Regions from separate parts of the Homo sapiens genome. Here region 2 is linked to region 1. The links are chromatin contacts, found by Hi-C or POLR2A ChIA-PET in ENCODE. All regions are on one chromosome and are shown on one strand. Each heading gives the region's core, a stretch centred on a gene start or an enhancer-like site at or near the end of the contact. The rest is flanking DNA. Distances are from core to core; before and after follow the strand shown.

Region 1 (5,603 bases), core at 884-3,383:
ATAGTAGAACTAACAGTAATTGCTGAGTTGGAAGGAGAAGGTGTTCAGGAGATTGTTGGTTGTGACATCTGGGAGTGCCACTCACAAGTTGTCTAGCACAGCATTGGGGAACTGGTCCAAGATTTTCAAGACAAGATCTGCTGTCTTCTGGTAATCAAATAAAAATCAGTGGTCATTGGAAGAGAAAGTAGCCTTCTCCACTGCAGCAGGGAAGGGAAGTGAGGAGACCACCATGAGTGAAGAGCTGACCACCCCCAAGAAAGCCAGAGAGCTGCTGGTGCCCTCTGAGAAAAGGAAGAAGAGGAAGAAGAAAAGAAGGTGAAATGAAGGTCGAGCACCAAGCTCTTCGCCAGACTGAGGTTTAGGAAGCAAAGACTCACCATCCATGTAAGTTGATTCCCAGCGGGGACAGAACTACCATTTGGGGAAGGAGACATTTCTAGAAGCCATAATGCAGGAATGTCACCAGGGACACTAGACGTCCTGAAACGTGAGGGACCACCCACACAATGAAGAGTTTTCTCGAGTCCTTGGGATATTGATGTTTACAATCATCTAAGCTTAGAAACAAACTGCATTTTACATAAAAACACGAAGCATTTTTGAACTGTTTAAATATAAACTGAAATTTTCAGAAGTGCAACTACCAAGTTTATTTCAGAACCCTCCCAAGAGCTGTTCACAATTTCAGAAATACATGTCAACAGCGGCTCCGCTCATGGCATCCGACTTGTGATTGGAAAAGTTCAGTCTGCATTTGTGGTCCCATTCATAGTGACTTTACACGTATGTCCAAGCTTCTGAGCTCCTTGTTAGGTTGTCTGGTTAGACATGCCTGAGCCTTTATATTTTTTTAAGTGGAATGTATTATTATCAATTCCTTTCCTTATAGTTTCTATTTATATTAATGTTAGAGTAATATAAGGATTTTTTAAAAATCTATTTCAGGAAAATAAAGGAAAGTTACAAATGACAAAAAGTATTTGTCATTACGGGGGCCGTGGGGGGTCTGGGGAGAACCTCTGCCCAGATGTGGCCCGAGGTTTTCCTTGGTATGAATGAGGCTGCTCATGACCCCTAGAGACTCTGTTGCAGCCACAGCTGATCTGGTTTACGAAGGCTTGTGCCCACCCAGCTGGCTGCCTTCAGTTTACTCTGGAGTTGTTGGCATGGACCCAGCTCTCAAAACATCCCCCCGATCAGCATCCATTGTGCAATTTATCTCAATGTGGCTATAGACTCAAGCGAGAACAGGTAGATCGCAGGGAACAAGCTTGGTCTATGCAGCAGCAGAAGGATATGGATTTGAGCGGCCCCCTGGCAGAGGCTGTTTCCGACTCAGGCCTCCAGTTGTCCCCTAGGCCTCTCTCAAGAGGATTCTCGTCAATTTGACACAGTCATTTTGTTACCAGGGACATTCCGACACACTCGCTTTACTCTTGTTTTGACCCGAGGACATTTTGATATGAACAGAAACCATCAAGCTTTCAACTGTGTTTATCACCAAGTAAGGAATGAAACAGACACTCACCCACACCTGGGCCTCACTGTGTCTCATATCATGCTGAACCCCTACCCTCTGGGAACTGGAATGCTTTAAGGCTCAGGAAAGGCTGCTGTACCAATTTATTTGCAGTAGAAGTCTGTTTTTAGGCTGGGCATGGTGGCTCATGCCTGCAACCCCAACACTTTGGGAGGCCAAGACAGGAAGATCACTTGAGCCTAGGAGTTCAAGAGCTGCTTTGCAACACAGCAAGACCCCGTGTCTAAAAAAAAAAAAAAAAAAAAAAAAAAAAAAAAAAAAAAAAAAAGCTGGGCATGGTGGCACAAGCCTGTAGTCCCACTGTCCCACTTACTCAGGAGGCTGAGATGGAGGGATCACTTGAGCCCGGAAGGTTGAGGTTGCAGTGAGCTATGATCATGCCACTGCACTCCAGCCTGGGTAACAGAGCAAGACCTTGTCTCAAAAAAAAATTTGTTTTTACAGTTGGTATAGGTCTTTCTATATAGAAGAGACACTCAAAATGATCTCACCAAAGTTTCCAGAATCTCTCATTTCACCCCAACACCAGAGGAGAGGAAACAGGGCTAAGAAATGAAAGACCCCAGAAAGAAGTGTCCACTTGGCTGATGCCAGCTGAGCAGGAAATACACGGAAGGCTCGGCAGGGTGACAGGCAGATGGGCTGCTCTTACCACCTGCCCCTGCCTCACGGTGGAGAAGGTCAAGGAGCTAGATGCGACCCTCTAGCTCAGTGGTTCTCAACCCGGGCCTCACATTGGCATCACCTAGGAAGCTTTAGAAAAGTACAGATACCTGAGTCCCACCCCAGAAATTCTGCTGTCATCAGTCTGGGGCGTAGCTGAACATGGGTCTTTTTAAAATCCCCCCTACATGATTTCAGTGTGCAGCCCCCATCAGGAGCCTCTGCTAGAGCTGCCATCACAGCCTCTCCAGCACGCCTTTATTCTGGCATTTTCTATTTCTTCTTACTCCAGGGAGAAGGCTTTGGTGATTAATTCCCAAGCAAAACCGTTCATTACTCCTTAATAAGATGAATTTCTATCACCAACAATAAGTCAGCCTGTCTCTGCCTCCCTTCTGCTCTTGAGAAATCTCTGTGTGTCACCCTCTTTCTTCTCTTCAAACTCGTTTATACAGCCATCCTGGCCATCATAAGGTTGTTGTTTTGTTTTGGGTTACTTTTAGGGGGTGGCATGGGGAGGGGGTCATTGGGGAGGCGGCTAATGGCCAATACATCAAATTTAACCCAAGCAGATGTTGCAGAACTGGGAGGTTTGAGGCACTTGAGGAAGTCTTTCTAGGGCCTGGCTCTGAGCAGGACTCCCCTAGAGGGCCCTGGGGAGCCTTGGGCTGGCACTTGTGTTTGCAAAGTCCAAGGAAGAAACCACCTCTCATGCCTTTCCCTTAGGGGTTGTGTGACATCCATCCAGCTGTAAGTCAAAGTTACTTCCCCTTTGTTTTATGTTCCATCTTGATTTTAAACTATTATTACATCTGTTAGAGAGTACACTGTGCCTCCCAAAATGGATATGTTGAAGTCCTAATCCCCGCTACCTCTGAGTGTGACCTTATCTGGAAATAGGGTCATTGCAGATATGACGAGTTAAATTAAAATATGGTCATACTGGAGTAGGGTGGGCTTTTAGTCCAGGGCAACTCATGTCCTGATAAAAAGATGGCCTTGTGAAAACACACACATGAAAATGCCTTGTGAAGATGGGGGGTTGGAGTTGCCCAGCTGTGAGCCAAGAAACCCCAGAGATTGCCAGACACTCCAGCAGCCAAGAGAGGGGCAGCAAACAGATTCTCCCCCAGAGCCCTCAAGAGAGCACAGCCCTGCAAACCCCTTGATTTGGTACTTTCAGCCCCAGAACTGTGAGATAATAAATTTCTGTTGTTTTAAGCCACCCAGTTATAGTTTGGGTACTTTGTTACAGGAAATACAACACCCAGTTATAACGCCCACTTTTGTTTGTTTAAAAAAGGCAGGAAATTGTGGTAGTTGAGAGCACAAGCTTTAGAGATCAGCAGAGCTGGGCTGCACTCCCTCCTTGGCACTGACTGGCTCTGTGGCCTGGGTAAATAACTTGACACTTCTGAGCCTCAGTTTTTTCACCTGTGGAATGGGGCTAATAGAACCCTACATAGTAGAGCTGCTATGAGACTTGACATAGATGACATCTGAGAATGACTCACCCAGGGCCTGGTACTCATAGCCTGAAAAGCATGGGGCAAAGATGGGGCTTTGGGCAGGGGATTAGGAACATTAAGTCCACCTATGCGGAGGCACTTGGCTTAGGCCCAGGCCCCAGGTGGCGGGTGTCCATCTGGATAGTGGAAGGCAGAGGTCGGGCCAACTTCCTGCCTTCCTGAGATGCTGTCAGGGTGGAGGAGATGACGTGTGGAAGTCCTTGGAGTGAGCTGCCACGTTAGCACCAAATCACCAGCACGATCATTCCTTCCATTTGTCACTGACGATTTTATAGTCGCAACAAGACAGTTTTCAGTGTGAGGCGGGCCTCAGTTCACACCCCAGGCATCTGGCTGTCATGCAGCCACAGCAAACCTATTCGCTTGGGTCTTACTGCTTAATTATTGCAACTGGCATGGCTTCGGGTACCTTGAGAGCCCTTGGACATATACCATACGTTCTGGGCAGGAAGCTCTCCTGGCGTGAGGATGCTGCTTGTCACTCCAGCAGCTCCCCTCTGTTAAGTGGTGGATCTTCTCCAAATGCGCAGCCCCAAATGCACAGGAAGCCAAAGCTTGGCACTCAGAGCTGCCAGTGCCTTGCTCACGCAGGACCACTTGTCAGCCAGGCCGTCCAGCATTTGTCACCAGTGGTGATTCTCAGCCTGGCAATGGGAAGAGGCAGGCGGATGGTGAGCCAGGGAGCCAGTCTCATGTTTCACATTCTGGGAAGCCAGATTTGTACAAAATAGATCGAATCCAACAGTCCTTCATCCCCCAGGTCCAAGTGAAGAGCTACGTCCTGTGCCCATGCAGGTTGGCTCTTGGTATAGAGCCAAGGAGAGCTTGACTCCTTCCATCAACCAACCTATATTTATTGAGCATCTACTATGTGCCAGGGGCTGTGCTCAGCCCTGGTGATGCAGAAATGGGGAAGACTAGGGGAACCTCAGGAAGCACTGCATGCTCAGGCAGGGACAGCAAGATCAGGATCTGGGATGACGAGTCAGCCACCGAGGAGGTCAGGCAGGGATGAGTGTCCCTGAGCCTCATATGCCTGAGAAGAAGCCTCTGACAGAGCATCCTGCAGCAGGGCATGGGAGGGGGCCACTCCAGTCTATTAATGATACTCAGTTCACCAAGTTTTTACCAAGCCTCTACTATGGGCTGGGCATAGTAGAGGCTTGGTAAAAACTTGGGTTTCATTGATAAATGTTTAAAAGATCTCAGCCCTCACTGAACTTATATAAAGACCTCAGAGAATCCAAAATCTGCAAACTGAATACATTCTAATCCCTCTTGATCTGAGAATATTCCAGGGAAACTGGGGCTCTACGAAACCCAGCTTCTGCCTCACAGATTGGCCATGAGGCAAAGGACTTGGGCTGCCAGTGGCTTAGGACATCTTAGCTGCCAGCTTCCCTTCTCTGCCAGCAGCACGGGGGTTGGTCAGAGGTAAAACGAATGGGGGTCAAGTGTCAGTCATGGTACCCTGGAGTATTTCCAAATGCCTGATGCCAGGAAGTCTTGGCCCCAATTATTTTCTAAGGGACTAGGACAATATCTTGACTTCTCCAATTCCCAGTGTGGCACAAAGGGTCAATACAATACACCCTCTCTTTCATAGAGCCTGGTCACCTAAGCTGGAGTCCATAGACCATCCCAGAACTTTCTGCTGAAGGGCTGCCATCCAGCACAGACCACATAGGCCTATTGCATGGGAGAATCCAGCTTGTGCCTGTAGCCTCCTGGAGAGATTGGAGGGGCTGCTGAGTGGCCAGACACTGAGAGAACCTACAGGATTTTCACTGGAAAGATGAACTAGCAGTGGCTGGGCTGGAGGCACAGGGAGATGGGGACAGCACCCAGCAGGCAGGGCCCTGCTGGTC
Region 2 (5,731 bases), core at 2,845-5,344, 700 kb after region 1:
TGTGTGTGTCTGTGGTGTGTTTTTGTGGTGTGTATGTGGTGTGTCTGTGGTGTGTGTGTCTGTGATGTGTGTGTCTGTGGTGTGTGTCTGTGGTGTGTGTGTGGGTGTGTGGGTGTGGGTGTGGTGTGGGTGTGTGGGTGTGGGTGTGGTGTGGGTGTGGGTGTGGTGTGTGGGTGTGGGTGTGGGTGTGTGGGTGTGGGTGTGGGTGTGGGTGTGGTGTGGGTGTGGTGTGTGTGGGTGTGGTGTGTGGGTGTGGTGTGGGTGTGGGTGTGGTGTGTGGGTGTGGGTGTGGTGTGTGGGTGTGGTGTGTGTGGGTGTGGTGTGTGTGTGGGTGTGTGTGGGTGTGGTGTGGGTGTGGGTGTGGTGTGTGTCTGTGGTGTGTACATGGTGTGTGTGTGTGCGTGTGGTGTGTGTATGTGGTGTGTGTGTGTCTGGTGTGTGTGTGGTTTGTGTATGTGATGTGTGTGTGTCTGTGGTGTGTGTGTATGTGGTGTGCGTGTATGTGGTGTGTATGTGCTGCGTGTGTTTGTGGTGTGTATGTGGTGTGTTTGTATGTTGTGTGTGTGTGTGGTGTGCGTGTCTGTGGTGTGTATGTGGTGTGTGTATGTGGTGTGCGTGTATGTGGTGTGTATGTGGTGTGTGTGTGTATGTGGGGTATGTGTATGTGATGTGTATGTTGTGTGTGTGTATGTGGTGTGTGTGTATGTGGTGCGTGTATGTGGTGTGTGTGTATGTGGTGTGCATGTATGTAGTGTGTATGTGGTGTGTGTATATGGTGTGTGTGTATGTGGTGTGTATCTGGTGTGTGTGTATCTGGTGTGTGTGTATGTGGTGTGTTCATGTGGTGTGTGTGTGCATGTGGTGTGTGTGCGCATGTGGTGTGTGTGTGCATGTGGTGTGTGTGCGCATGTGGTGTGTATGTGGTGTGTGTGTGTGTCTGTGGTGTGTGTGCATGTGGTGTGTATGTGGTGTGTGTATGTATGTGGTGTGTGTGTATGTGGTGTGTGTGTGTGTGCATGTGGTGTGTGTGTATGTGTGTTGAGGGTGAGAGGTCTAGGGTTCAGTTTTGTACAGTGCAGCGAGAGATCCCTGTGAAGCACCCCAGTGGGAATGTCAGGGGGGCAGCTGAGTGAGATGCCTGACTCTCAGGGGTATTAACATTAGATGAACAAATGCTTCACTGTTGCACTTACAGAGAAGGAGACTCTAATGGGACACCCTGGGCTGTCTTCCCACTCACCCACAGTCCTTTCTCCAAGTACAAATGGTACTGCTTATTTTAAAATATAGCATATTAACAGGAAATTGGAGCCACAATAAAGCCAACAGATCAGAAGATGATTGCCATTGAGAAGATAGTTGTGGCTGCACACAGTGGCTTACGCCTATAATTCCAGCACTTTGGGAGGCCGAGGCAGGAGGATTGCTGAGGCCAGGAGTTTGAGACCAGCCTGGGCAACATAGGGAGACACTGTCTGTACAAAAAATTTAAAATGAAAAAAAGTAGCCAGGCACGATGGTGTGCGCCTGTAGTTCCAGCTACTCAGGAGGCTTGAGGCGGGAGGATCACTGTTACCCAGGAGTTCAAGAATGCAGTGAGCTATGGTTGTGACACTGCACTCCAGCCTGGGCAACAGGGCAAGATCCTGCCTCTAAACAAATTAAAAAAGAAGAAGAAGAAGAAGAGATAGTTTGTTACTCACAGTTCCTAAGAGAAGAAGGCACACCCTGCATGGGGTGCCACGTGGGGAAGCACTGGGTTGGGGGCAGAGGAAGAGGGAGGCAGGGTGGACAGGGCTGGGATTGGCTAGTTTGAACCCTTTCAGTGGGCTCTGGGGCGTAGGGACTGTCCCTAGCCGTCTGATCCCTGGCCCTAGGGTCATTAGGGGAGGTGGATAGTGGCTCAGAGCAGGAAAGCCAAATAGAGGAAGTGGTTTGGGTATGAACTCTGGATTGGTTTGTTTACATTTTAAAAGCATCCTCCTGCGTGAGTTGTTTACTATCTTCAGGAGTTGGCGGAACTGAATTTGACCAGCATGACTCTAGAGGTCAAAGCATCAGAAAATAAAGGATATAATGTCCTGCCACACTGTGTAACAGAGGCCCACACTGTGCGCCTAAGCCCCCAACAATGTTGAGAGGTTTAATGACTTTTTTTGTTTGTTTTGGAGACAGGGTCTCACTCTGTTGCCCAGGGTGGAGTGCAGTGGTGTGATCATAGCTCACTGCAACCTCAAACTCCTGGGCTCCAACGATTCCTCTGCCTCAGCCTCCTGAGTAGCTGGGAATACAGGCATGCGCCACTACGCCCAGCAAATTTTATTTTTTGTAAAGACGGGGTCTCATTTTGTTGCCTCAGCTAGTCTCAACTCCTGGCCTCAAGTGACCCTCCTGCCTCAGCCTCCCAAAGTGCTGTGATTATAGGCATGAGCTACTATGCCCGGCCTTAATGACATTTTTAAAAGCATTTGTAAATGATGTTGAAAGTTATTCCAACACACTTACCACATAACACATTTGTTAGTCATCTGCTCTTAGTGATACATGTAACAATAGGATGTATCCATTCTTTCCCACCTCCTGACACCACTACCAAATACCTTTCTTGGCCTCAATGACTCTAAATGAACTTAGTTTAGACCAAACATGGGAGAAGGAAGAAAAAGCTGAAGGTTTATAGTTTATATTTAATTCTAATTTCCCCTTCTGAGAAACATTGTATTTTCATTAGAGGCATGGGTTGCCTGGGACATATGGTTATCAGGCCGGATTTTTAGTTGTCTACAAAGTAACACAGACATTACCAAAAAAAGTTCTCATGCAGTTGAATGACTAGGGAAAGGACCACCTGGATGGATGAAGATGTTGGTCTCAGCTGTGCACTCTTGCTGCCAGATTGCAGGGCTTACCTATCTCCTGATACTGAGCAGTTTCCAAACTAGTCACACAGATACCTAAGTAGGTCAGGTGCTCACAGCATGACTACTAAGTAGCTGCTCACTCTGCAGGAGGACGGGGAAGGGCTGGTCTGCTGCTTGCCGCAATGTTTGCTGCGCACTCAAAAAGTGCTGGGCCCTTGACCCTGGATTCCTCTGCTGAGGTGCATCCCACTGAGTGTGTAGCCCTCATCTGGGCCTGTTGCGCCATGGGACTCGGGGCAGGACGCCTGCTGCAAAGATGCTAGCACTCTCTGAAGTAAGTGAGTGTGCTGTGAATAATAACATCTTTCGTCTCTGATCCAGGAGTGTCATGTCTTCTGTCAGAATCCATGACACTTGTTAGCTCACAGCTGGGGTAAAACCTTAAACCTTCCACAGGTCTTGACATAAGAATCCAGCTATTGCATTAAAATATAACTAGTATATATTATAAAGCAGCTGCCAGTCCATGGAACAGGGAGAACTTGTGCTTAGGTGAGAGAGACACCTGGCCATGAACACTAACGGCCGTTTTAAAAGGAGACAAGCTTCTACTTCATTTGGATCTTAGGCAGTGGGGCATTCACATAAGATGATTGCTGGTTCGAAGGAAAGAACCAAAAAAAAAAAAAAAGAGAAACTTTTAGCTTTTGTTATGATTATGTTCCCAGCAAATTGATGATTTGTTTGAAGAATGAAAACTCCTAGAAGGGGTCACTGGAAAGGAAAAACTTAAAATGATGATGATCTGTAGGGTGATTTTCCTGAGAGAAAAGCATACTTTGCACTAATGGCTATCTTCCCAGTGAATTCATTTTGAAGCCAAAGTGGATAATTCCCAGCAGCCAGCCTCCACCCCAGGGGATCTATCCCCCATTCATCCAGACAGCAATGTTGATGGGTGGACAGTGGGGCAGCCCAGAGCCGAGTCCTTCCCTCACCCTTCCTGCCTGAAGTCGCCATCCCTCCATCAGCAGAGAGTGTAGTCAACTTGTTAACCACAGAGCAGGACACGTACGACTCCTTATTTCCTTATGTCTCTTTTAAGCACAGCTCCATTGCACCCATGTTCAATTTTAGCCTCAGCGTCTGCCCTTAGCCACAAGTTCCCGGCATCTCTGTGGGAATTCATGATTGTGAGAGGAAGACAAGCCCCGTGTGAAGGGATGATTCACCCTCTCCCTTGAGAGTTTCAGTCTCAAAGCTGCCAGCAAATGGGTCTTGATGGAGACAAGTAGGAGACTGAGTATTTGGGTAGATGTCGTCATTTTAAATCTCTGCTGGGAGGAAAAAAAAAACAACGAAAAAAATCAAAACAAAAGCCCTGTCAAACCGCATTATAGCCCTTCTCTACGTAATAACTAGGAGGTCAGAGTTGCAAAATGCATAGAGAAGAAGTATTCCTGTTCTACGAGGACTTTTAGGACAGGAAGAAAAAGCCATACAAAATGAGAAAGGCCTTGTTAAGGCTGGAAATGCTAACGTTTCACTGGTAGGTATCTGCTCTCGATGCAGTCTTCTCCATGGGTTCTGTGGTCCTTCTCCTCACCTTCCCACTGGCTGCATCCCCATCCTTCGTTTCCTCCTTGCTCTTTTGCTCAGGGTTGCCTTCTCTGCTTCTTAGTCACTTGTCCCATTTCTGTGGCTTCATTTCTGTCATTTTGTCCTTTCTCTTTTGATATATCAGACCATGATCTGGTTTGAGTTCTTTGTGCACACATGTATGTGTGTTAGATATTAAAAGAAAGAAAGAAAAAAATATATATATAATGCAGTGGGCAAAAAGCCCTAGGGCAGTTTGGAAACAGACAACAGCCTCAGCCTACTGCTTCGCATTCAGTATCTTGCCTCATCCTGCAAAAATCCTATGGAGCATTAATAGACCCAGTTTACAAATGAGGAACTGAGGCTCCCAGAGGTTGAGTAGCTTACCTGGGGTCACACAGGTGGTATACTGTGGAGCCATGGTCAGCTCTACTGCTCACTCTTCATTTCAGAGTGTGTCTAGCTAAGGGTGCTGGAAGGGAAGTGAGCCTCGAGCAGTGGGGTAGCTTGGATTTTGGAAGCAGCACACCTGGGTTCATAAATTGGCTTCTTCATGGACTAGCTCTGTGACTTAGCCTTTCTGGGATTAATAATAGTGATTCTCAGAGGGTCATTGTAAGGATTAAATGAGGCGATGGAGGAAAAGGTAGTGTGTCTGGCACATAGTAAATGCTTAATTAATGTAGCTAGGCCTGAAACCTAGGAGTCATCCTCAAATCTTCCCTTTTTCTCACATCCCACATCCAGTCCATCAGCAAGTCCTGTCAGCTCTACCTTCCATGTATCCAAACCTGGTCACTTCTCACCACCACCTCTTAACCTCAGTCCTCATCGCCTCTTACCAGGGAACTGAAACTTCCAACTGGCTCTGGGTTTCCACTCTTGTCCCCTTTGGCCAGGGCGATCCTGTTAAAATATAAGTCAGATTACACTCTTCCAATGTTTGGAACCCTCTGAAGATATCCAATATTATTGCACAAAGTTAATAGCTGAGGCCCAACAATGGGATGCTCAAGCCCGACAGCAGCACTTTACAAACTGTAATGTGCACATGAGCTACTGAAGATGTTGTGAAAGTGCAGCTCTGACTCAGTGGGTCTGGGGTAGAACCCAAGATTCTGCATTTCTATCAAGCACTCAGCTGCTGCTGCTGGTCCAAGACCCTAGTATTGAATAGCCAGATGCCACATTATCTGCACTCCACCTCCACCTTATCTCCTCTGTTATCCCCTTGCTAAACCTGCCCACCTTCATTGGCCTCCTTGTTG

Evidence for each region. A loop is a pair of places that touch in the nucleus more often than their neighbours do. ChIA-PET counts read pairs that join two places held with the same protein, here RNA polymerase II (POLR2A). Pooled maps may share reads with other maps.
Region 2: a pooled map shows a loop between it and region 1 (6-fold over the local background). The contact joins two enhancer-like sites. A Hi-C loop is called at or near these places in 2 of 50 pooled maps. POLR2A ChIA-PET finds 5 or more read pairs at or near these places in 2 of 52 experiments (activated CD8-positive, alpha-beta memory T cell and activated T-cell).

Annotation. Positions count from the first base shown.
Region 1 is chr13:30,144,723-30,150,325 of GRCh38, forward strand. No RefSeq gene overlaps it. Among named protein-coding and RNA genes, the nearest start is that of LINC00384, 5.6 kb to the right of the region's middle. RefSeq lists an enhancer at 1,303-1,732. Within about 2 kb of position 2,134, at least 3 of the 41 ENCODE cell types and tissues checked have a DNase peak (open chromatin) inside an H3K27ac peak, as active enhancers do.
Region 2 is chr13:30,843,982-30,849,712 of GRCh38, forward strand. No RefSeq gene overlaps it. Among named protein-coding and RNA genes, the nearest start is that of LINC00545, 36 kb to the right of the region's middle. RefSeq lists enhancers at 3,912-3,971, 4,082-4,171. Within about 2 kb of position 4,095, at least 5 of the 41 ENCODE cell types and tissues checked have a DNase peak (open chromatin) inside an H3K27ac peak, as active enhancers do.